3 separate regions of the Mus musculus genome follow, and all the other regions are linked to region 3. Evidence: chromatin loops called from intact Hi-C (ENCODE). Cell type or tissue: left cerebral cortex. All regions are shown on one strand.

Region 1 (8,000 bases), 67 kb after region 3:
CAGAAGGCCTCCTGAGGGCAGGGCACAGGCCTGTGAGTACTCATTAAGGAATTGTCCACAGAGTGGGAGGAGGGATGGGGACAGGCACAGGGGCCTGCATTCATGCCACTTCCACCCTGCTCAGAGCCTGCCCTATCCTGGAGGTGAGAAGTTGGAAATCCCAGGGCCTGGGGTTCTTTATTTGAGGGCCACAAGGCAAAAGTTGGGAGGCTTTCAGAGTTTATAACCCAGAATCCTAAGGTCATTTAGGTTCCCCCCACGCCCACCCAGGGCCAAGGCCGTAACGCTCCAGATCCCCAGTGCCACAAATGAGAAGATAGGGAAAGCCAATGCGAGGGGTGCTCCTGGCAAGCCTGGCCTTAGTACAGAGTTCAGGGTCAACATGCAAAATGTTAAAGGGAAAATGTTCCAGACTCCTAGATCACTGCGGTAAAAGTCAAGATCAAGCATAACAGATTTAAAAAAAAAAAAAAAGAATAACAGACTTAATGGTTACTGAGATTGGTGGACATGAGGCTTTGGACAAAGAACAGTGCCTGAAGTAAAGGAACACATATTTCTGAGGTCCAGTACCTGGGGTTGGGGGGGGGTGTCTCAGATCACTAGGGGTTGAGGGTCTCAGAGCAGGGTCAAGGTCACTCACCTCTGGGGGTAGATGCATGAGCAGCACAGCAGCTACAGGTCCCTGAGCCTGGCAGTATCCCTGCTCTGGCCGGTACAGGGTGTAGGCCTTGAGAACCTGCAGCAGCCCCTGCTGCCTGTGCCAAAAGAGCTCATTAAGGCTAGCCTCCCAGGCATCCCCCTGCCTGCCCTCTGTGGCCTCTGCCCAGGCCAGAGTCTCCCTCGTCCAAGGATGTAAAAGTAGAACTAAAGAATCTAGCATGAGGAGCGTGGGTATCCCTGGCCTCGTACCCGTGTCCCTGGGGTGACACAAACATCTCATGCAGAGGAAACTGACGGTGCAAGTCTCTGCCAATGGTCTCCATCCACTGCGGGTCCCCGGGGGCTGCTGCCAGCTCCTGTTGGTGGGAGGAAGGGAGATATGGAGGGTCAGGTGGCAGGGAGCTCTGAGAAGGGGTAGTAAAGATCCTGCCAACTTTCTTACCTGGTAGGTGCCAGGGTTGTTCTTCTGACACATCCGGGCCCCACACAGGAGGGGCCAACACCGGGCACGCAGGGCTGAGGGGATGCCCTTGCGGCACTGGATCTTTACCTGTGGGTGAGGTCAGATGCATTAGGGTTTCTTCTGCTCTCTTGCTCTCAGGCACAGCTTGCTTGCTTCTTTCTTTCGGTCTTTTCCTTCCTTCCTTTCTTTTTTTGGTTTTTGGATACAGGGTTTCTCTTTATAGCCCTGGCTGTCCTGGAACTCACTCTGTAGACCAGGCTGGCCTTTAACTCAGAAATCCGCCTGCCTCTGCCTCCCAAGTGTTAGGATTAAAGGTGTGCGCCACCATTGCCCAGCTCTAAGCACAGCTTTTCTTTGGTCAAGAGTCCACTTGGGAAGCAGAAGCAGGGGGATTGAGAACTTTGGGAACCAGTGTATGTACACCTCTTTTTCCTTACCTTCTTGTATCGTCGGGACATGGTCTTCTCCCAGTGTAAGGTCATTTCCACCCATTTCATCTCTCGCTGGCGGATGAGGTCTGCAGAGGGTTGACAAAGCCTGGAGGCACACAACAGACACAGTATCAAAGGTAAAGGAAGGGGATTTGGGTTTCAATAGGGATAGAAACTGGCCAGGCGTGGTGGAGCACTTTAATCCCAGCACTCGGGAGGCAGAGGCAGGCAGATTTCTGAGTTCGAGGCCAGCCTGGTCTACAGAGTGAGTTCCAGGACAGCCAGGGCTATACAGAGAAACCCTGTCTTGAAACAAACAAACAAACAAACAAACAAACAAACAGGAATAAAGGGATAGAAGCTGGAAAGACTAATGGGATGAGGAGGTATTTAGGGTAGGTCTATTTGGCTGTCCCCTAAAACAGAGACAGAGCTAACTCATAGGGGAAGCTGGGTGGATAGTGCCCTGGACTGGAAGCCTGAAGTCCTGAGTCTGAATCTGCTTCTTTTTCTGATCTGCTGTGCGATGTGTCAAGTTTCTGTCTGTGATTAACTGTGTAAGGGAAACCTGGAGAAGAGAAGACATCCAAATTTCCATCTGGGGTTCTTGGACCAGAGGTTAAAAGGGAAAGGATGTTCAGCTTTAGGGGAAGGTACAGATCGTCAGAGGATAAAGAGATAAAGCACACCCCACCCCCACCCCCACCCCACCACGCGGAACCGAGCAGTGACACCAGCAGCTGAGTTTTGGGCTAGTGTCCTCAGTCTCTGGACCCTACTCTCTCCCCTACCCATGCCTCACTCACCTCAGTTCACCTGAGTTGCCCCCAATGAAGCCATAACGGTCAGCCTGGCGATATGGACTGGGCCCACTCAGCTCTGAGTCAGACCCTAGGGAGCTAGAATCATCCTGTAGTTCTGATAACAAGTCCTCTCCCAGGGCCTGGGCCATTCTGCCCTGGACCCCAGTGTCACAGGCTGCAAGACATACAGAGAGCCAGTGTGAACAGCCAGACTCAGGCTGGGGATTCCAGCCACCAGTCCTCAGTCACAGGGGACTAAGCCCCCTCTTTTGCTGGGGAGTCGGGTAGACCCTGAGACCAAGTCTCTGTGCAGAGCCCCAGCCCCAAGCCTGGCCCCTACCCCAGCAGCCCGGCTCACCTCCTTGCTGCACCTCACCTCTTCTTCTCACTTCCTCCTCAGTCTCAGCTCAGCAGCTTGCTGGGGGCCCCTCCCTGGTGGGGGGACTCCCCCCTTCCTCTGTGAGGTTCTTCCTGCTTGCCCTAGTGCCAGAGCCACGACCTCCTCCCATCCAGAGGATGCTGGGTGTATTGATTCCCTGGCTGGCCCAAATTGAAGATGACAGGCCACCTTCAGTTTTACCAAGTAAAACCAATTTATGGTTCCAATAATAATTATCCTTTAATGTCATCCCACCCCTCCAACCCCCTGCCCCGGGTTTTTTGTTTTGTTTTGTTTTGAGAGTGAAGGGGTAGTGTGAGAACAGGGTCTTATGTAGCCCAGACAGGAGATGACCCTGAACTTCTGATCCTCCTGTGTCCAGACTCCTGAGTGCAGGAATTTCAGGCACTGGAATTATAGGTTTACGACACCAAGCCTACTTTAATGTTCCTTCCAGAGCCGGAGCTGGAACCTCAGGCCTTGCACATGCTAGACAAGTCCAAGTACTCTACAAAGGACTTACAACATGAACGAGATACAACGTATTACATCACTTATGGAAAAAAAATGGACGTAGCAGGCACCAAGGCAACCTGGACCAAAACACTGCTTAGAGTTCAGTAGCAGGTGTTCATGGGTCTGGCCATAAAGATGGAGGTGAATGTGAGGCTCCGGAGGTCTGGAGCCCACTCTCAGTATCATTAAGCCTTAGTTTCTTTTTCTGCACTTCGAGGAATTTATTTAGTGTTTGAGAAGTCAGCGATTAACATGCTCATACCACAGTCCCACGCAGGGCTGGGGTGGGAGAGACTTGGAAAGAGAAAAACAATTCCTACAGTACTTCCGGCCCTAACTCATCTGAACGCGGCAGGGCGATTCCTCCAGGGTGGAGCCGACCTAACCCCGCCCTACCGAACCCCGGCTCACCACCCCTGCCAGCCCCGCCCGCTCGCCCGAGGCCCTCTCGGGCTGCGGAGCTTCCCGTCCAGGGGAGGCGCTAGAGAGCGGGGAACTACGGACGCGGCAGGGCGGGGCGGGGCGGTCGACCGAAGAGGAGGGGCGGCGGGCCGGGGGCGGGCTGGGGAGGGCGGAAGGAGAGCCAGGCCGGAAGGAGGCTGTAAGAGGGCGGGAGGCAGGAGAGGGCCCGGAGCTGGTGGGCCGGAGCGGCGGCGCCGCCATGTCCGACAGCGAGAAGCTCAACCTGGACTCCATCATCGGGCGCCTGCTGGAAGGTGGGCAGGGGTAGGGAAGGTGCGCTCGCGCCGAGCCCGGGCCCCTCGCCGTCTGGAAGTGGCGCGCGGGCGGCCCGCCGCTCCCGGGGGCTAGCGTCGCTTGGGCGGGGACAGGCCGTGAGGATCCATGGCCACGGCACCCCCCCCCCCCGCGGGCGCCTGGGCTTTGGAGCGCGCTCAGAGGCCGGGGGTGCACGAGTGCCCGGGACTCAGGGTGAGGCTCCTGCGAAGCTAGCTGGGAAGGGATCCCGAAGCGAGGAAGCTTCGGCTGACAGGCTGCTGAGCACAGGCGTTTCTCTGGAGGCCCTCCGGGTGGCTAAGGGGTCGGATCTTGCCTTTGAAGGCCTGACGCAAAGGTTTCGGGGTGAGGGGGTGGGGGCTCACTTGCAACAGTTGCCCCTGTTAGGGGGGCGCGACACCTACCCTCGTCCGGTCTGCGAGGTCAGGGTCCCAAGACCCTATTCCGTACTCAGTGCAGGGCTCACGGCCTGGGAAGAACGTGCAGCTGACAGAGAACGAGATCCGTGGTCTGTGCCTCAAATCCCGGGAGATTTTCCTGAGCCAGCCCATTCTTCTGGAGCTTGAGGCGCCCCTCAAGATCTGTGGTAAATCCTTGCACAGAACCCTTTTGCTTCCTGAAAATAGCCCCTACTCGTGCCCCATTAACCGTGTTCCTCCACCCTTTAACCTATTGCTGGCCCTGGGGTCAAGTTTACATCTTGCACCTACCTAGTTTTCTCTGGTTCCCAGGTGACATCCATGGCCAGTACTATGACCTTCTACGGCTGTTTGAGTATGGTGGCTTCCCTCCAGAGAGCAACTACCTCTTCTTGGGGGATTATGTAGATCGGGGCAAGCAGTCTTTGGAGACCATCTGCCTGTTGCTGGCCTATAAGATCAGATACCCGGAGAATTTCTTTCTACTTCGTGGGAACCATGAGTGTGCCAGCATCAACCGCATTTATGGCTTCTATGATGAATGTAAGTGCTTTGAATGTTGCTGTCTGCCCAGAACTACATTCCCTGCTCTTCATGGGCCCCCTACATTGGTCTAGTGCCAAAAGACCCCCAATGATGAGCCCTGTAGGGCCCCAGCAACACGTCTGTCGTCCTTGGCGCTCAGGAGGGGCCTGGTGAATGGATGTACATGCAGGGCTGCCCATTTGCTAAAGCCACAGCCCTGCCTGATGACACCCCCTTCTAGTACATTCCTTAGTAAACATTTAGGATGCCTGTATGAATAAAACAGACCCACTCCTGGTTTGGCCTCATCCATGGGACCAGAGTGGGTACCACCATCATGGTTGGGCCAGACGAGTTCAGGTGTTGGAATTCTGGAAGGTAGATGAGGGTAGAGCAAAGAGAAGAATGTAAGCTTTCTTTGCTTTTCGGTCTTTTTTTCTCAGCTTTGTCCCTGGATGGGTGCACAGAAACCTAGACTGGGGTTGGGGGTTGGGGGTGTAGTCTTCCCTATGAGCCGCTTCCTTTTGCGCAGGCAAGAGAAGATACAACATCAAACTGTGGAAGACGTTCACTGACTGCTTCAACTGCCTGCCCATTGCAGCCATTGTGGATGAGAAGATCTTCTGCTGCCACGGGGGTGAGAGTGGTTGTGGGTCTGTGCTTGGGTTCTTGGGCCACATCCTTAGGGGCCTTGTAAAGTTAACAGAACTCTTCTCAGTTCCCTGGAATAGCGCTCCTTGAATCTCATCTTGGATATCGCTTATTAGGGGAGATTACCACACCCCCGTTTGTTTTTGAGACTGGCTTTCTGGGTAAAACCCTGACAGTCCTGGAACTCACTTTGTAGACCTGGTTGGCCTTGAACTCACTAGAGCTCCTGCCTATCTCTGACTCCCAAGTGATGGGATTAAAGGCATGCTCCACCCACCAGTTTGGTTGCACTCTTTCCTGTTGTGGCATGAGGCATCCTGTAGTCAACTCATTAATCTCCTTCTGCCCCCCCACCCCCGAGGTCTGCTATCTGTACTTCTAAGTGGTGGTGTCATATAAAGTGAGTTCCAGGACAGCCAAGGCCACAGAGAAATGGGGCCAGTGGGGAAGTAATGGATTCTGTCTCCCTGAACTTAAGGAGCCCAGATTAGCGGTGGGAACAGTGGAGCTGTCCCACCCCAGAGCTGGGCACAGGACAGCACTTGGTTTAAGGAACACTATTCCCACTCCACCACCCCCAGGCCTGTCTCCAGACTTGCAATCCATGGAGCAGATTAGGCGTATTATGCGGCCCACAGACGTGCCTGACCAGGGCCTACTGTGTGATCTCCTGTGGTCTGACCCTGACAAGGATGTTCAAGGCTGGGGCGAGAATGACCGTGGTGTCTCCTTTACCTTTGGGGCTGAGGTGGTAGCCAAGTTCCTGCACAAGCATGATTTGGACCTCATCTGCAGAGCACATCAGGTGGGCTGGTGGCCTGGGGCGGGCTGGGGGTGGGGGTGGGGTGCCTAACTTACAGACTAAACCGTTCCTGCCCTGGCCCAGGTTGTAGAAGATGGCTATGAGTTCTTTGCCAAGAGACAGTTGGTGACACTCTTCTCAGCTCCCAACTACTGTGGAGAGTTTGACAATGCTGGTGCCATGATGAGTGTGGATGAGACCCTCATGTGTTCCTTCCAGGTGGGTGTGGGGAAGAGGCTGCCCAATAGACGCCTGGCTCAACCCCAGGACCCTGATGAGTGTTTTCTCTTCCAGATCCTCAAGCCCGCTGATAAGAATAAGGGCAAGTATGGGCAGTTCAGCGGCCTGAACCCCGGAGGCCGGCCCATCACTCCACCCCGCAATTCTGCCAAAGCCAAGAAATAGCCTCCATGTGCTGCCCTTCTGCCCCAGATCGTTTGTACAGAAATCATGCTGCCATGGGTCACACTGGCCTCTCAGGCCCACCCGTCACGGGGAACACACAGCGTTAAGTGTCTTTCCTTTATTTTTTAAAGAATCAATAGCAGCATCTAATCTCCCAGGGCTCCCTCCCACCAGCACCTGTGGTGGCTGCAAGTGGAATCCTGGGGCCAAGGCTGCAGCTCAGGGCAATGGCAGACCAGATTGTGGGTCTCCAGCCTTGCATGGCTGGCAGCCAGATCCTGGGGCAACCCATCTGGTCTCTTGAATAAAGGTCAAAGCTGGATTCTCACCATAGCCTCTGTCTCTCTTGTCCCGTCCCAGACAGTGGGCCAGCAGTTCTTTGGTACAAAGCCACCTGGGAGGGCAGACTGAGTGGCTGAACATGGGCCCAGCCAGGGCAACACCAGTGACACACAATCAGGTCCAGAGGCTATTAGGATTCTAGGCCAAGGCCCAAGTGTTAGGAAAGAGAAACAGTTCCTTTGGCCCACAGGAGGGTCTGGCGGGGAGTTCATGATTGGCAGAGGGTGTTCAATACTGATCTTCCTGTTTTAGAGGCAGGAGACTGAGGAAGCTAAGTTTCTGGCTTTGGCCAGAATTTGTATTCTAGAGCCTCAAAGTAAAGGATGAGGGATCTGTCAGGTGACAGGTGGGCACCAGAGACATGATTGGTATAGGCTGAATAAATACAGAACACAGACCAAACATGGTTCCTAGGCAGCTCTGCAGCAGACAGCCAAGTGGGGTATGCCTTTTTCCATTTCCATGTCCATGTCTAAGGACTGACGCCCAACTCAGTGGGCGGGCCTGCTTCTGGTCCGTGAGCCTTTGAACACAGACTTTAATTTCTCAAATTCACCCTTCACCATCACTGTCTTCAGCCAGCACAGGGTTGGGACCCTGCGGGGAGTGTACAGGGGCCAGGATGGAGCCAAAGAACAGTGAACGAAACTGGAAAGAGAATAGAGAGAGCCCAGTTAGTCTTGGAAGCTGCTTCCTTCCTTCCTTCCCTCCCTCCCTCAGTTCCTATCCCAACATCCAGCTTTTACCTTCTTGGGTGGGGGAGTCCCAGGCACTGTACTGGGCTCAGCTTCCTCCTCTGAGGTGGGGGCAAGGTCATGGGAGGCCAGGGAGACAGGTGGGAGGGATGTGGAAGGCTGTGCCCCGGA
Region 2 (8,000 bases), 79 kb after region 3:
AAGGGAAATGGTCTCAGGGCTTGGCAACCTCCACTGCCACTGCCTCCACACCCACAGAGGAACTCTTTGGGCAGGCCGCTTGCTCACCATACTTGCAGTGGAGCTGGACCACCAGGTGGCTGTGGCTGCCACTGAGGGAGATACAGCACTTCTCCACAGACTTCTCCACAATTGCCAGAGAGCGGAAGACGGACAGGAAGGCCTGGGCAGGGTAGGACATCAGTCTGGCACACTGCTTCCACGGCCCAGCTCTACATCCCATGTAGGCCCTGGCCCCATCACTGGCCCCACAAAGCTGTGGTGTCTGCACACTCCCATGCTGCCTTGCCCATGCTGGTCTCTTTGCTGGGAAGGGCCACTAACCTTTTCTTGACCAATGTCACCACCCTCTCCACAGATCTTAGATAGCCCTCTACGGTCTAAACATCTTTACCTCACTGCATGTTGCATGGAATAGCTCCCATATGAGACTAACTCCCTAGTCAAACTCATCATTTACTGAGTACCTGGCACAGAGGCACAGCTGTGGAGCTGCTTCAGGTGGCCCTTACCTTCATCAGGATCTTACAGCGCAGCAGGTCCTGACCAGGGGAAGCCGCCTGGTACTGCTGGAAGAAGAGTGGGGCAAAAAGGAAGCAGGCATAGGCAGAACGGGACGAGTTCACAGTCCGTAGGGAGAGCTGAGACACAAAAAGCAGGCAAAATTGCTTTTCCCTTAAGTTACTTTAGCCCCACCTTGCCTGCCACTAGGCGTTCTAGGAAGAGCAAGTACCCTCTGTATAGACATGCAGCCTCAGAAGACTGGGCCCAAGCCGATGTCCGAACAACCCAAGAGATAATAAACTGCGCCGGAATATCTGTCCACCATCCCTGTAAGGCCGAATGAACACCAAGCCTAGGCTCCCCATTCACCATTGAATCCGCCCCCATCCCTGCGTCCCAGTCCCTTACCCCGTCCTTCAAGGGTTCCAGATAGAGCTCGTCCCCGATTCGGGATAGCGAATGGACAGCCTTGCCCAGCACTGCGGGGAGGAGAACAGAAAGTGGTTAGGGGGACTCCTGGGGCTTGCTCACGTGGTCTGCTGCAAGGTAGGTCCAAACTTACCCTTCACGTTGCCCCCGGTGATCAGGCACTTCATAGTACATAAGCACAAAAATCGAGCTTGTTTTGCACACGAACCGGGACGGGATAGGACATATAATGAGTCCCAGCAGCTACTACGACTGCCTAAAGTTCCCTTCCCGCGCACCGTCCCCTCCCCGCTGCCGGCCTGGCCTCCGCTTCCTTATTGGTTCACCCGGGGTTTCTCCGTCACGTGAGAAAAACGTTCCTAAGCTCGGTGTCACGTGATCTAGTCGGTTCATTGGGTGTGGCCCGGGTCACGTGACTGCGGAGGGCTTGCTCCTGTGTCCTTCCTCAGGTCTGATTCTCCCACCCGAACCCGAGCCCTGCACACCCTGCAGAGCTCTGCAGCTCCACTGGGCTGCACTGGGCATAGGTGAAGGGCATACTAGATGGAGGAGCAAGGTGTCTGCACCAAGGATCGAGCTCTGGACCAGAGCCCTAACGTGGGAAGTGTAGACCCTCCCGGGTCGCTAACTTTAGTGTGTGGGGTTACAGGGTCAAATCAAGATAGTCCGCGCTCAATCTGGGCTGGGGATTCTGTTGTGGCAGCAACCACCAGCTCCCCTCAAAAAACGTAACTCGCTTCAAGAGCGATGAGAAGGGGCTGTTCATTTTGCTTTCAGGATCCTTCACTGACCTTCGTAAATACATGGAAAGATGAGAAGGTTCTGGGACAGAAAAGGGTGGAAGGATGGACTTGTCAGAAGGAGGGGCAGAAGCAGAAGCACAATGGGGGTAGGCGAATATGGGTGAATGGGGTGTCCCGAGCCTTGTGCGGTAAGGGGTGGGGAGGCAGAGCTGAAGGGATGAACTGGGAAGCCCTGGGAAGGCTTAAGTACTACGCGGGGTTTGGTTTATGTACATTTTACCAATTACCCAGACAGTGTGGAAGGATGAAGATTTTCAGCTGGGACGCATTCACCTTGCTCTGGGAGGTAGTTCAAATGCCTAGAGCAACCCTTGCCCATCCCCCTGCGGGCCTGTGGGTAGTGGGGAGGGTGTGTTTGTTACCTAGCCCCTCTTTGTTTTTCTAGGCTCCTCTCCCTCTCCAAGTGCTTCTTTCCTAGAGCCTCCGGGGAGGAGGCGGCTTTCCCTTTCCACATCCAAGGCAAGCTGCATACAACGCAGAGGTGTCCAGTTCTCTGTTAGACTGGGAGTTAGGGGATTACCAGCATCCTCTCCTCCTCACTTGCTCACGTCTTCGGTGGATTCTGGCTGCTTCATTTCCCAAACAGATGGCAAAGTGGCCCTCCTTCTGTCTCCACTGTCCTCCTTTCACTGTCCAGACACAGTCCTCAGTGACCCGCCCCCCCCCCCCCCCCCGGTGGGCTTAACTCTCCTGGCAAAGTCCAGTCTCTTGATCAGGAACTTTGAGGATCCAGGTCCCACAGAGGTCTTCACTGTCTCCTACCCCACATGATCACCTATCTCCATAGCCCTGCCAGGCTCTTAGCGGCCACTCTGGCTGCTTCCAAGGCTGTAGCCTGCTTCTCCCATGCTGACTTCTCTTCCTGGGCTCAACAGCAAAGGTTCCCTCAGCAGAGAAAACCCTAGGCTTTGAGCCATGGTGTGTCCCAGTTTCCTCTGTGTTTAATATTTGTGCTTCCTGCTGTTGTGGCTGCTGCATGTGGGCAGGAACTGCTTCTGTTTTGTTTATTGCTCTGTGTACTTCCCACCCAGCCTAGGATCAATAAATAGGTGTTGAGCCAGGTATGGTGGCTCATGCCTATAATCCTACCACTAGCGACTCGAGAACTTGAGAGGCCAGCCTGGGCTATATAGCAAGACCCTGTCTCAAAAAAATAGAAAAAGGAGGGCCTAGAGAGATGGCTCAGTGGTTAAGAGCACTGGCTGCTCTTCCGGAGGACCTGAGTTCAATTCTTAGCAACCACATGGTGATCTGATGCCCTCTTCTGGCATGCAGTACAGATAGAGCACCCATATAAATAAAAGAAATACATCTTTTTAGAAAGAAAGAAAGAAAGAAAGAAAGAAAGAAAGAAAGAAAGAAAGAAAGAAAGAAAGAAAGAAAGGAAGGAAGGAAGGAAAGGAAAAAGTTAAGTATGTGGCACAGTTTAACCAGGCTGCTCCACCCTCCACCTCTGCCCACAGCACCCCCTCTCCTGATAACTCTACTCTCCCATGCTTAGCCCATGTTCGCACAGGTTTGTAATCTCAGGTTCTTGGAGGGCTGGGGTGGAAAGATTGAAAATTCAAGGCCTATTGAGATGACAGAGAACGTTCAAGGCGAGCCAGGCGGGTGGGGGGGGGGGCATAAGCTGCTTCTGTGCGGCCTGAGGACAGGAGCTCCGCAGCCAGCAGCGGGCCCAACAGGAAGAACCCCGAAAGCTGCCCGCTGACGCCCACAAGCACTCCACGGAAGGGCTGCCAATCTCACACACACTAATAATAGATGTAAGAAAAAATAAAGGGCTGGAGTGTAAATCTGAGTAGAACACATATCTAACATTCAAAAGCCCTGGGTTAAACCAGGCCTGGTGGGGCACTAATTTAATCCCAGGAGAGGCAGAGGGGTCTACAGAGTGAGGGAGTTCCTGGGCAGCCAGAGCTACACAGAGAAACCCTGTCTCAAAAACAAGCAAGCAAGCAAGCAAATCCCCAGTGCTTCCTGTTTCTTCTTCTTAAGATATCCTCCCACCCTACCCAGGACTGGGTGAGATCTTAAAACATCCTCCACTTCCTCCCCTGTCCCCTGCCTGAGCAGCCAGGCTGTCTCAACAGGAGACAGAAGGCGAGGCTCCCTGGAAGACAGAAGGCTCCCTGGAAGCAAAGGAGACGGCTGCTGATTGACCTGTTCTGTCCCTGACATACTGGGTGTTAAGGTGCTATTCTAGTGTATATGAGGTCGTATATACTAGGAGAAGGAGAAAGGATACTTTAGAGTGATCACCCTCCTGTTTTCTCACTCAATGCCAGAAACCTGTAGTACACTGGACTGCGGAAGGTAAGGAACAGGATGCTCGCCCAGACTCCCTCCAACCTGACACTTAAGATCCTGAAGGGTTTCCCTGGGGTGTAATCCTTGCAGACAAACTCTTCTAGGGTCTGTTCCCTGCCCCATTCCTGGGTTGTGAGTCTAGTATGGAGCTTTCCAATCCACCATTCTGTCTTGCAGTTAGCACATCCAGTCATGCAAGTTTACCCACAAGCACAGTAAGAGGGGGAGGGAGCTGGGACCCACGGGAGACGTTATTATGTTGAGTGGGAGATGGATCACCCAAAGAGGGCTTGGGTCCATCCTGAAAGTAGAGCAAAATGTGAGTCCAGCTCTGTGCACAGATGGCCTGGAGCAGGCCAAGGCCCCTCTGCACCTCCATTTTTCCCTCAAATGCAGTTGCAAGAGATGATGGGATGACCTCAGGATTCAACCCCCAAACTTACGGTGTTCACCTCACCCCATGTTGGAGGCAGCTTCCTACAAAGGTTCATTTGCTTTGTGTAAATGTAAGTGTATCTGGGACGGTGATGAAGGGTGGCTGCCACTGCAAACCCTCAGAGGCATCCTCTTGCCGGGACCCAATTCCTTCTAGAACCACTTCCCCCTAGCTGTTTAGGGCTGAATCACATCACAGGGAGCCCAAAGCTGGGACTTGGTGCTCAGCCATCCACTGCATCAACACATACAGCACACATTGGGTGCAATTTTCCAAGTTTGGAACAGAGACAAGATAAAGCTCCCTGATCTCCGAGTATGGTGTGTAGGTGCTACAGGGAGGACAAAAGGATACTGGGAGAGGAGAGGGGAGGGGAATGCTGGGAGAAGAGAGCCTCCTCTAGAACAGCATGTCCAGGTAGGGCATTTGCCTGAAGACCTGAGGAAGGGAGCTACAAAGTGAGAGCCACGGCTCTGGGGCTGGGTTGGGAGGGTCACACAGGGCAGCTGACAAAGAACAAGGCACTACAAGTCATTGTGAAGCTGCACCTTGGGGAAAGGCAGGAATCTATGGCTCTGGGAATATGCTGTCACGTGGGAGTTTTGACAAACTGGCGTAAATAGCAGAAGTGCAGAAGAGTTTGGAGAGTTGGGGTTCACCTGGGTTTGTCTTGGTATAGGCTGTAGATACGGCATTTGTGTGCTTACTCTGGGGTAACCAAGTAGACATGGCAGCTCTGAGATGTTGGGGCACTAGGAAGGGAGAACACCATTTGGCCTGCCTGTGACGCACGTGTAGCACACCAGGTGCTGCCAGCCCCCGCTGCCAAGCCCTGCCCAGGGTTTCTTGTTACCTGGCATCTGCCCCATCAATCAGAGCGATGTTTGGCACGTACCATTAGTTTGATGAATCTATGCTGAATAAGTGAAGAACAAAGATTCAGAACCTTTGCAAGACTTGAATTCTGGCTCCATCCAAAGTTGTGTGAAAATGGGCATTAGGCTGGTGGGTTTTTTCTTCTTCTTAGAGGTGGGGTTTCTCTGTGTAGCCCTGGCTGTCCTGGAACTCACGCTGTAGACCAGGCTGGCCTCGAACTCAGAAATCCGCCTGCCTCTACCTCCCAAGTGCTGGGATTAAAGGCGTGCGCCACCACTGCCCAGCTAGGCTGGTGCTCTTAAAGTCTGAATTTTCTAATGTATAGACTGGAGGTACTCAGGGTCACTCCTTTGATGAGCTACCGTGAAAGTTTATTTAGTTCATGTGTACAAAGCTCTTTCAATCTGCTATTGCAATGATGGTATCCTATCTGCTCAAACTGTGTAGTCCATCCTTACTGTAGCCTAAGAATCAGAGAGGGCAACAGAGCAGACCATCAGATTAGTCCAGGATGAAGGGATCCTGGAGGAAAGTCTCCCCAGGAGAAGGTACAGAGAAAGGCATGGAGCCCACAGGCTGGAGAACCTTCTATGACTGTGTCTGGGACAGGAGGAAGAAGCAGCCCTTGAGAGCAGCTAAGAAAGCAGGCTGCTGCTCTTTTGAGCCACTATGTGGTCCTTCCATTCTGGGTTTTCGCTGGTCCTGAGCCCCCAGAGCAGGCAGGATGGTAGTGCTTATGTCTTTCAGGGTCTTCTGGAGGTTCCCATGGGATAAAGATATGGCCACACTCTAGACACACAGACACAGTGCACACACGAGGGACCAGGACTTTTCAGTCTGCAGGGCTGGAGGTAGAGGGAAGAAGGAATGGAATTTTTCAAACCCACAGGGGGATGGAAAGGGGGAAGCTCAGCTTGTTCACCAAAACCTGGCATGCTGGAGTTACAGGGCCCCCTTGGAGTGCAAGTGAGGTAAGTTTAGGACAAATCAAAGGCAGCATGCTTCACCCAGCAGGGGAGGACAGCGATGGAACTCATTACCCCAAGATGTGGTCCCGGTTGGAAATATAAATAGCTTCACAAAAGGTTTAGATAAATCCACGGATGACAGCTCCATTCATGAGTTAGAAGGGAAAAGAGGCTGTTTGGGGGCCCCCTGGGCAGGCATCAGGGAGGCAACCTGACCTCCCTAAAGACCACCCCTTGGGGGTCCTGTTAAAGACAATACCATTGCCACAGGAATTCCAGAAGGTGACAGAGTTTCTGTGGACCAGGATATGGCCCGAGTCCCCTGTCTCCTGAATGTTCCCTACACTTAACCAGCCACCGCTGGGGAGACATGGACATCAACCAGCTCTAGGGAAAGCAGGTTGGCCAGGCTGTCCCCCTATGGGACCAGCAGAGGGAGACAGACACCACATCCAGTCCCAGATCCCAGGGCAAATCCAGGGTGGCTGGCCTGACCCTGGGTCAAGCATGCATCTGTGGGTACCAGTCTTGATTCCTGTCTTATTTTAGGTCCCATAAGAGGAAACAAGGCAAAAAAGGTGTCATTCCAAGGTTTTCTTGTGGACATGAAGGAGCTTTCAGGATATAGAGACAGAATGGGGAAGGATCACAGATTAAAAGCAGGGTTGCTTTAGAGCTAAGTTGCCTGCCTCTATGATCTTAAGCAAGTTGTACAATTTGTGCTTTGGATTCCCATGTGATAAGGTGGCACCTGCAATAGCACCCGCCTCAGGTGGGCTGTGTGAGACTGTCCGTGGGGAGGATTTAATTTTTAATGTGTAATTAATTAATTTTTTTTTTTTTTTTTTTTTGCACTTCCAGGCAGGTAAGTAAGCAGCAGCGGCATGTGGGAGACTAGAGGATTCTTGAATCTCCTTGGAGCTCTGCAATTTGCAAAGCCTTTGCTTCACTGTTTCATGTGAGCCTCACCACAACTCTGAGGATTTTGTGAGGTGGAGAGGGTCACTTGTAGCTGGTGGATCTGGGCCTCCACTCTACCCAGTGCAGAGGATAGAACTCAGAACCCTGCTTGTGCATGCTCAGCCACTGCAAATCCCAGTCTGGAATTTCTGATAACAAACCCCCTGATGGATCGATCTGTCCAGAGTCCTTGTTGGGTCAGAGGTTGAGGAAAGGCTGGTTCCGGGCACTCTGGTCTGCGCTGAAGCATCCTAGCAAGCTGCCCACATGTCTAGTCAGTATTAAAGTCACCTTTCCATGTGGCCCTGGAAGGCAGGCTGTGTCTAGGTCTACATTTGACTCAGCAGCTGTTTCGGGAAGCCTTTGGGAGGTAACAGGACTGCACAGACATGGGTACCAGTTCCTCCCAGCTCTATACTCTTCTGTTGGCCATGCAATTCTCTCTGACCAGTCAGGGGGGTCGCCCTTGACCCTCAAGCCTCGCCATGCCCTCAGCCCCTGTTTCACTATCACTGTTCTGTTCTGGGACAGGAAGGCTCTGAGAGCCCTGACTCACACACAGTGCCTCTGCCTCCTCAGTGCGGGATGAACTGTGTTCCTCACTGTTGTTATGTTGTTGACTCTGTTTGTTTGTCTGCAGTGCTGGGGACCAGACTCAGGGCCTCATGGACCAGG
Region 3 (8,000 bases):
GCGGAGCCTGAGCCTGCTTAGGGGCGGGCCTTTGGTTGTCCCTCCCCTGCCAGTTGTGCTTAGTTGGCTTTATAGGGGTTGCAGCTCTCCTAGCTGTGTGCCACTCCATTTAAGTTGTAGATGCCCTATTATCGGCACTTCAGTTAGAAAAATGAAAAACGAAAAACACCGCTTCACCTGTGTATTCCCTTTGGGCCTTTTTTGTTTTGCTTTGTTTTGTTTTTTAGAGGCAGGGTTTCTCTGTGTAGCCCTGGCTGTCCTGGAACTCACTTTGTAGACCAGGCTGGCCTCAAACTCAGAAATCCGCCTGCCTCTGCCTCCCAAGTGCTGGGATTAAAGGCGTGCGCCACCACCGCCCGGCCCCTTTGGCCCTTTTATTTTGCATACTTTAGCATAAGTTATAACATCTAGATTCTGGACTCTAGATTCACTTGTCTTAAGAAAAAAAAGGAAGGAAACCCGGTGTGGTGACACATACTTCTCTGTAGTGTCTTCATCCCTTATATCATAACCAGGAAGATTATTTTCTTTCCCCTGAGCCCCAAGTCACATACTCTGACTGCTTCACTTTCCAGCAAAAAGTCTTGAGGGGCTGGAGAGATGGCTCAGCAGTTAAGGGCACTGACTGCTCTTCCAGAGATCATGAGTTCAAATCCCAGCAACCACATGGTGGCTCACAACCATCTGTAATGAGATCTGATGCCCACTTCTGGTGTGTCTGAAGATAGCTACAGTGTACTTATATAATAAATAAATAAATAAATCTTAAAAAAAAAAAGTCCTCAGAGAGGGGACTTTCTGAAGGGAAGAGGAAACATGCTTGGGTTTGTTTTCTATCAACACAGAGAGCTTACAGGCGAGCTAAGTAGTCTGCTGTACTCATCTTGCAGAAAGTACAACAGAAGGAAAGCTGACCGATATGGCTGATAAGTATACACCAGAGCATGAAAGATGTAGATAGATAAAAATAATAACATATTATCCAGGTTGTTGTGGTACACGCCTTTAACCCCAGCACTTGGGAGGCAAAGGCAGGTGGATCTCTGAGTTCAAGTTCAGATTGGCCTACAGAGGGAGTTCCAAGACAGCAAGAGAAACCCTGTCTTGAAAAACTAATGATAACAACAATAACAACAACAATAATAATAAATAAAATGTTAAGCTAGGGACTGAGAGTGTAGCTCAGTGTTGGAACATTTGCCTAGCATTTGAGAGGTCCTGGGTTCTTTCTCTAGCATACACACACACACAAATTAAGCTAATTTAATACACTACATAATCCTATCAGTATTCTCAGTGAAATATCAGTCACGAAAAAAATAGCGTATGGCCTGGAGTGATGACTCAGCAGTTAAGAGCACTGTACTTCTTTAGAGAATGTAAGTTCCATTCTCCACACCCACATAGCAATTCATAACCTTCTGTGAGTCCAGTTCCAGAAGACAATACGTGTTCTTGTGGCCTCTGTGGGCACCAGGCATATCTGTAATGCACAAACATACATGCAGGCAAACATGCACATTGAAAAATAATACTGTATGATCACACTTACTGAAGTGTCTACATAGACAGCTCAGAGACAGAAAGTAGAACGGTGCAGTGGGAATGGGGAAGTTGTTTTTTAAGGAAGGACTGAGTTTCTATTTTACAACATTACAAAGCTCTACAGACTGACTGGCCACACAATACTATGAATTCATAACTGAACTGTGCAGTTTGAAACTGTGAGGAAGGCCAGGTAATGTTATCTGTATTCTACTTCAAGAACAAATTTTGTTTCATACAGGCAAAAAAAAAAAAAATGCAAGATGAGAAAGACAGACTAAAGAGCAAGTAGGATTTCTCCCAACAATGTAAGACTGGAATACTTGAGATCGACTTATTCCTCAATGAGACAACTCAATGGGGAAAGTCCTTGAGACAGGGTTGAAGGATGGCTCCATGGTATAGAGTGTTGCTGTTCCAGACAACTGGGGTTTGGTCCCCAGCCCCCACTTGGCCACTCACAATTATCTGTAACTCCAGTTCCAGGGGATCTTCTGACCTCTACAGGACCCAGGCACTGGCATGCATGCAGGCAAAACACTCATACACATAAATATTAAAGAGAAGGGCAGAGGGAACAGAAAAGGGAGGGCTTGATAAAGGCATTTGCCTCAAACAGACCATCTGAGTTAGACGCCTGAGTCCACATGGTGGACAAAAAGTGCCTACTCCCATTAAGTTCTCTGACCTGAGCCGGGCGTGGTGGCGCATGCCTTTAATCCCAGCACTCGGGAGGCAGAAGCAGGTGGATTTTTGAGTTCAAGGCCAGCCTGGTCTACAGAGTGAGTTCCTGGACAGCCAGGGCTACACAGAGAAACCCTGTCTCAACCCCCCCCCCCAAAAAAAGTTCTCTGACCTACAGATGCGCCATGCATCTGCATGCTCACACAGACTCCTGTGCACACACAAAAAGAAAATAATTAAATACATATGGAAAGGCAGGAGGGAGGAGAAAAAAGGAAAAGGAGGGAAGGGTGTGACAGAGGAAGAAAGGAAGGAAGAAAAAGGGGAAGCAAGAAGGAAGAAAGAAACCATGTATAGTGGTAAGCCTGTAATCCCATTATTAGGCCAAGGCAGGAGACCTCTAGCTTGTCCATATAGTGATTTCCATCCTGGTAAGAGCCACAAAGGAAGATGTCAGTGTCAGAAAGACCTCACCAGCCAGCAAAGGAGACAAGGACAGAGAGAAGCATCTGCTTGTGTCCATCAGAACCACCGGGTCTGAGAGAAAGCCAGAAGCCTCAGGGTAGGTGTCACCTCACCACAATTCAGGAAATCGCCAAGGTACACTCCCTACAACCTGGACATCCACCTGCTGGAAAAGGAGGCCTCCCACCATTCACAGGAGACAACAGTGATGTGTGCATGAGGCCAACCTCAGCCTGACTGCTGCGGAGCTGAGTGTTGGAAGCCCAAATGGTACCACGCCTACAGCTCATAGAAACAGCAAACAAGATGCATGTGGAAACCATTAGCACTGAGTGGAAAAATGGAAAAATGTAAACAACAGAATGCACTTGATACAGGAGCCCATGTTTGTACACTGCAAACACATCCATACAGAAGACAATGCCACGTAAGAGCCAGGCTGGGTTGAAACTCAGTGAGGCCAGGTCTTGGGAGAAGAAGGGGAGGGGAGGAAGATGGGGATGGAGGGAATGGGGGGGGGGGAATGAATGACCACAACTAGAGAGGAGCCTCTTTAACCATAAAATGAGAAGTTGGGTTGACTCAGTTCTTTATGGGAGATCATAAAATGTGAGGGCGGTTGGACGTGGAGGAGGGCAAACACTTTGTAAGCTAGAAAGATATGGGTTCAAATTTCAGACGTAGCACTTTGACAAACTGCCACCGATATTTACTATTATTTATACATCTATTCAGTTCCAAACACTCCTGAGCACTGAAGAGAAAGCAGTACTATAAAAGCTAAGGCAAAAAGATCAGGAATTCAAGGCCAGAGTGAGCTAAATAGGGAGCTCCTCTTCCAAGAAAACCAAAAAAAAAAAAGAAAAAAAGATAGAAGGGAATGCAGACTCAGTGCTAGAAAGATTGTTTTTTAATCACTTTAGCTGCCCCATGTATTCTGAATTGGAGAAAACAATATAAGCTCTGAGCCTCAGTGTCCACATCTGAAAAATGACAAGGACACCCCTCCATTGGAAGCTGTGGTGAGTAGGATGGAGGAACAGGTCCAAGAGTTTCTATGGCACTGGAGTGCGGACTGGAATCCAGGCTACCTCATGAGGTTTGAGCTGCTGGGCAGAGAAAGCAACCACACACACACCTCACACCCCTGGGCAGAGAAAGCAACCACACACACACACACACACACACACACACACACCACGCAACCACACACACACCTCACACCCCTGGGCAGAGAAAGCAACCACACACACACACACACACACACACCACACACACCCCGTCACACACACACACACACACACACACACACACACACCACACACACCCCGTCACACACACACACACACACACCACACACACCCCGTCCCTCCGTCCCCCCTCCTCCCCTCCCCCCTCCCTTACAAGCACAAGCTTAGATCGGTCCTGGTCACAGCCGGGGCTGTCGCTCACCAAGGGAACCTCTGGGGGGCGCCGCGAGTCCCGCTACCCGCGAGACTCTGACGCGATCCCGAAGCAACTCTGCATTCTGCTGCTCAGGCCTGCAGAGGAGGAGCGGGCAAGGGCGGGGCGGTTGTAGAGGGCAGATCTTCGCTCCCAGGGAGACGGGGCGGGCCCTGTGAGGGCGGGCCCTGTTTGGTGGGCGGGGCCGTGGCGGGCTCAAATGGCGGCGGCGCTGGGCGCCTAGGCCGGCGGGGGCCATGAGCGCCGCCCGGCCCCCAGTTTAGCATCGATGATGCCTTCGAGCTGACCCTGGAGGACGCGGGGCCTGAGCCCGAGTCCAGCGGGGTCGCCCGCTTCGGGCCGCTGCACTTCGAACGCCGGGCTCGGTTCGAGGTGGCTGATGAAGACAAGCAGTCCCGGCTACGCTACCAGGTGAACGGCCCTGCTCGTCTCACCCTCTTGTCCAGGATAGGGCGGAACCCCAGGCCGGGCCCCGGAGAATTCTAACTCCGGAGCCTCTGCCTAGAGACCCCAGCGGAGCGGAAAATTGTCCCCTAGACGTGTCTGCTCATCCAGATTTATGTCCTTGCCCTCTGAGCTCTGAGTTCGGTTCCAGTGCAGCTGTGGAGAGCCGGAAACTCGGACTAGGAACCCAGGCCTTAGCAACAGTGTAGAACCCACCTGTCTTGAAGACTGACACCCCAATATCACTCCGAGGAGTTTGGGGAGTACTTCCAATCTGAACCAGACCTTGTCGATATTTACAGCATCCCTTGAGCCCCAGATCACGTGACCTATGGAGCCTCCGCATCCCCTCTGCTTTGAGAATCACCCTAAAAGTGGAGGTCCCCACACATGATGTGTTTGCCCATCTCTTCATACTAAACCACACCATAAATCATTGTCTCAGGTAGCTTCCCCCAACCCTATCGTTCTTTAGGACGTAAGACCCAGAGGCCTGTGCTATGCTATACCAAATCCAAAGTCTCTATGTTGGGTCCCTGAAAAATCCTGAGAGCCTCATTTGAGTGGTCACCTGCTCCTGGGATCCATGCTGGCAGCCCACCCCTGCTGGATTCTGTGCTGAAGCCCCCAACAGCCACCTACTTCCTACCCAGGTTTTGGTTTCTGAATCATCAAACCGGTTCCGCTGGGAGGGCAGGGAGAGGCAGGAGAGCAGCTGCCAGATGTGCCAGGCAGAAGCTGTCAGGCTGCCTTTCTCCTCCCCCCAGAGGGCAGTGGAAAGGCCCATTCCTGAAGCTTATCTGAACCTTATGTCCTGTAACAGAACCTGGAAAATGATGAGGACGGAGCCCAGGCCTCTCCGGAGCCGGATGGGGGAGTCAGCACCAGGTCAGGGCCAGGTGGGGACCCACCCTTCTTATCCCAGGCCCCGTGTCTCAGGCTCCTGTCTGCAAGGACCTGCCCAGTCCCAACCAGATGCACTTACCTGTCTTACAGGGATTCCTAGCCCTGCTTCTCTCATGGGATCTGCTGTCCAGCTGGGTCACCTTACCCCAGTGCCCCGGTCCTCCACCTTATCAATGCCAGGCTTTCTGTCTTCTAGGAATCCTCAGTTTAATCCAGTCCCCACCCTCTTTCATTCCTCTTAACACACACTCTATTCTGTAATTCCTTTTCACCCCCTACCCTTGACCTCCTTCTGGACCCTCTATCCTGCAGGGGTTAACCTCAGTCCCTAGATACACCTTGAGTTTATCTCTCAGCTTCTGTCCCTCTCTTTATCTTCCCTGCCCCCTCACCATCCTTCTGTCCTTCAGGGATTCTGGGCACATGTCTGTCCGCAGCTCGCAGTGGTCCTTCAGCACCATCAGCAGCAGCACACAGCGCTCCTACAACGCCTGCTGCAGGTGAGAGCCTCCTCACTTGGGGTTCAGCTTCCAAGTACCTTCTGCTTCTGCCTGCCAGCCAGCCCCAGCTCCCTGCCTGCTTCACCTCCTTGACCTCCGTCTTGCTCTCCTGCCACCCAGCTGGACCCAACATCCTTTGATCCAGAAAAACCGCCGGGTAGTGCTGGCCTCCTTCCTGCTTCTGCTGTTGGGGCTAGGTGAGTGTCCTAAGGACCTAAAACTTCCTCCCTCCTATGAGCAGGCTCTGAAGCACCTTAGCACCCTAGGCCTCCCTGTTGGTACTGAGCATACAGGGCTGTGAGGGGATTAGCCCCACTCTCCTGATCATCTGGCCAGAGTCACAAAGGGAGGGAAAAAAATGGAACCTGGTTCAGTACTTTTTTAAGTATTTCCTTTTTTTTTTTTTTTTTAATTTTTCTCTATTTTTTTGTTTGTTTGTTTGTTTTTGTGTTGTTGTTGTTTGAGACAGGAGTTTCTCTGTGTAGTCCTGGCTCTCCTGGAACTCACTATCTAGACCAGGCTGGTCTGGAACTCACAGAGATCTGCCTGCCTCTGCCTCCCTAGTACTAGGATTAAAGGCGTCCACCACCACCACAACCACCCAGTCTTTTTTTGAAGTTTCTAAAAATTATTTTTCTCATATTTTTGTTTTATGTGTATGTAGATGTGCCATGTGTGAGCAGTGTCCAAGGAGGTCAGAAAAGGGAATTGGATCCCTGGAGCTGGAGTTGCAGAGGGTTAAGAGCCACTGTGTGGGTGCTGGGAACCAACTCTGGGTCCTCTGCAAGAGTAATATGTGCTCCTAACCCTGAGCCATCTCTCCAGTTCCTTACCCCCTTTTTAAGTCGTTTTGAGACATAGCCCAGACAATGAGGTATGATCTTGGACACTTGACCATTCTACCCCCACTCCCCATGCTCTGGAATTAGAGTTATATGCCATTATGCCCAGCTTACCTTGGTTTTTGTTTTTTGGTTTGTTGTTGTTGTTCTGTTTTGTTTTTAAAGGTTTATTTATTTATTATATGTAAGTACACTGTAGCTGTCTTCAGACACCCCAGAAGACAGCATCAGATCTCATTACGGATGGTTGAGCCACTATGTGGTTGCTGGGATTTGAACTCAGGACCTTTGGTAGAGCAGTCAACACTCTTAATAGCTGAATCATCTCTCCAGCCCTACTTTCTTATTTATTTAATTATTAATTTATTTATTGTTTTTTTCTAGGCAGGGTTTCTCTGTGTAGCCCTGACTGTTTTAGAGCTTGCTATGTATACGGGGATGGCTCAAACTCAGAGGTCCTGCCTCTGCCTCCCAAAAGCTAGGATTAAAGATACATGCTGCCTGCACACCCCCGCCCCAGTTGTTTGGGTGGTTTTGTTTGTTTGTTTGTTTTAACTCAGCCTGAGGATGAGTTAGGCCACCAGAGGATGGAGAGGTAACAGTTTCCATTGATTCTGTGCTGACTATTGACAGGTCCGTGGTTTTCACCTTAGAGCGGTGAGCAGCATCCAGAACCTGTTCATGAAGGCAGGCCAGGTGCTGGGGATACTAGTGTCCCTGAGGCCAGGTATCAGCTGTGGTCTGTGATCAGACCAGGACCTTTCTCCACATCACATTGTTCAGTGAAGGAAACTGAGGTCCAGCGTAGGCAGATTTAACAGCCACGTATTTCCGTCTTCTTTATGGGACTGAGATGCAGTGTCCCAGAGCATCCAGAGTTGGGATCAACATGGGGCCATGAAGACTAACCATGGCTGCCTCCCTAGGTCCTCTTCCCTTCCTTCTCCAGGAAGGTCAAAACTCCCAGCCATCCAGGTCTCCTGGCCAGAAATCTAATCTCCATCTCTAGGTGTTTGAGTTTAGGACACAGAGCTGCTCCTTGCTGGCACCACTTCAGGCCAGGCAGTGGTGGCACCTATCGCTAGCTTCTCCTCGACCCAGCAAAGCAAGTGTTGCTAGCATCCTGGCTTGGGAAGTAAGGCACAAGCTC

The links. A loop is a pair of places that touch in the nucleus more often than their neighbours do. Peaks named below come from ENCODE experiments on the same cell type or tissue, not always from the same donor. Only the 100,000 strongest peaks of a DNase experiment are listed, where the experiment ranks them.
Region 1: a loop joins it to region 3, with 2.4 times the contacts of the local background. A loop is called at or near these places in 12 of 42 quality-filtered maps.
Region 2: a loop joins it to region 3, with 2.3 times the contacts of the local background. A loop is called at or near these places in 11 of 42 quality-filtered maps.

What each region holds. Positions count from the first base shown.
Region 1 is chr19:4,188,301-4,196,300 of GRCm38, forward strand. Tbc1d10c (TBC1 domain family, member 10c) reads right to left here and starts at 2,747. Exons shown (of 10, transcript NM_178650.3): 1 at 2,719-2,747; 2 at 2,364-2,535; 3 at 1,564-1,663; 4 at 1,106-1,213; 5 at 913-1,019; 6 at 644-758; 7 at 1-11. The coding sequence starts at 2,509. It overlaps Ppp1ca (protein phosphatase 1 catalytic subunit alpha), which reads left to right and starts at 3,874. Exons shown (of 7, transcript NM_031868.2): 1 at 3,874-3,971; 2 at 4,445-4,576; 3 at 4,722-4,952; 4 at 5,467-5,571; 5 at 6,167-6,390; 6 at 6,472-6,606; 7 at 6,682-7,119. The coding sequence starts at 3,917. The coding sequence ends at 6,792. Rad9a (RAD9 checkpoint clamp component A) reads right to left here. Exons shown (of 11, transcript NM_011237.2): 10 at 7,881-8,000; 11 at 6,898-7,782. The coding sequence ends at 7,687. In left cerebral cortex, a CTCF peak has its summit at 3,728; DNase peaks (open chromatin) are centred at 3,763 and 4,512; H3K4me3 peaks cover 2,239 bases; H3K27ac peaks cover 1,940 bases.
Region 2 is chr19:4,200,378-4,208,377 of GRCm38, forward strand. It overlaps Rad9a (RAD9 checkpoint clamp component A), which reads right to left and starts at 1,226. Exons shown (of 11, transcript NM_011237.2): 1 at 1,106-1,226; 2 at 952-1,022; 3 at 552-680; 4 at 88-202. The coding sequence starts at 1,139. Gm30082 (a long non-coding RNA gene) reads left to right here and starts at 1,331. Exons shown (of 4, transcript XR_388289.3): 1 at 1,331-1,421; 2 at 1,750-1,861; 3 at 2,007-2,061; 4 at 2,161-2,863. LOC102631992 (a long non-coding RNA gene) reads right to left here. Exons shown (of 4, transcript XR_003952884.1): 4 at 4,872-8,000. In left cerebral cortex, CTCF peaks have their summits at 1,451, 3,033 (motif pointing left), 4,690 and 6,806 (motif pointing right); DNase peaks (open chromatin) are centred at 1,335, 1,979, 2,169, 3,517 and 3 more places; H3K4me3 peaks cover 1,955 bases; H3K27ac peaks cover 3,685 bases.
Region 3 is chr19:4,121,632-4,129,631 of GRCm38, forward strand. Tmem134 (transmembrane protein 134) reads left to right here and starts at 4,329. Exons shown (of 8, transcript NM_001078649.1): 1 at 4,329-4,409; 2 at 4,411-4,569; 3 at 5,426-5,490; 4 at 5,919-6,008; 5 at 6,129-6,205. The coding sequence starts at 4,395. It also overlaps a transcript of Aip not described here. In left cerebral cortex, a CTCF peak has its summit at 4,177 (motif pointing right); DNase peaks (open chromatin) are centred at 3,794, 4,232, 4,880 and 5,263; H3K4me3 peaks cover 2,040 bases; H3K27ac peaks cover 2,096 bases.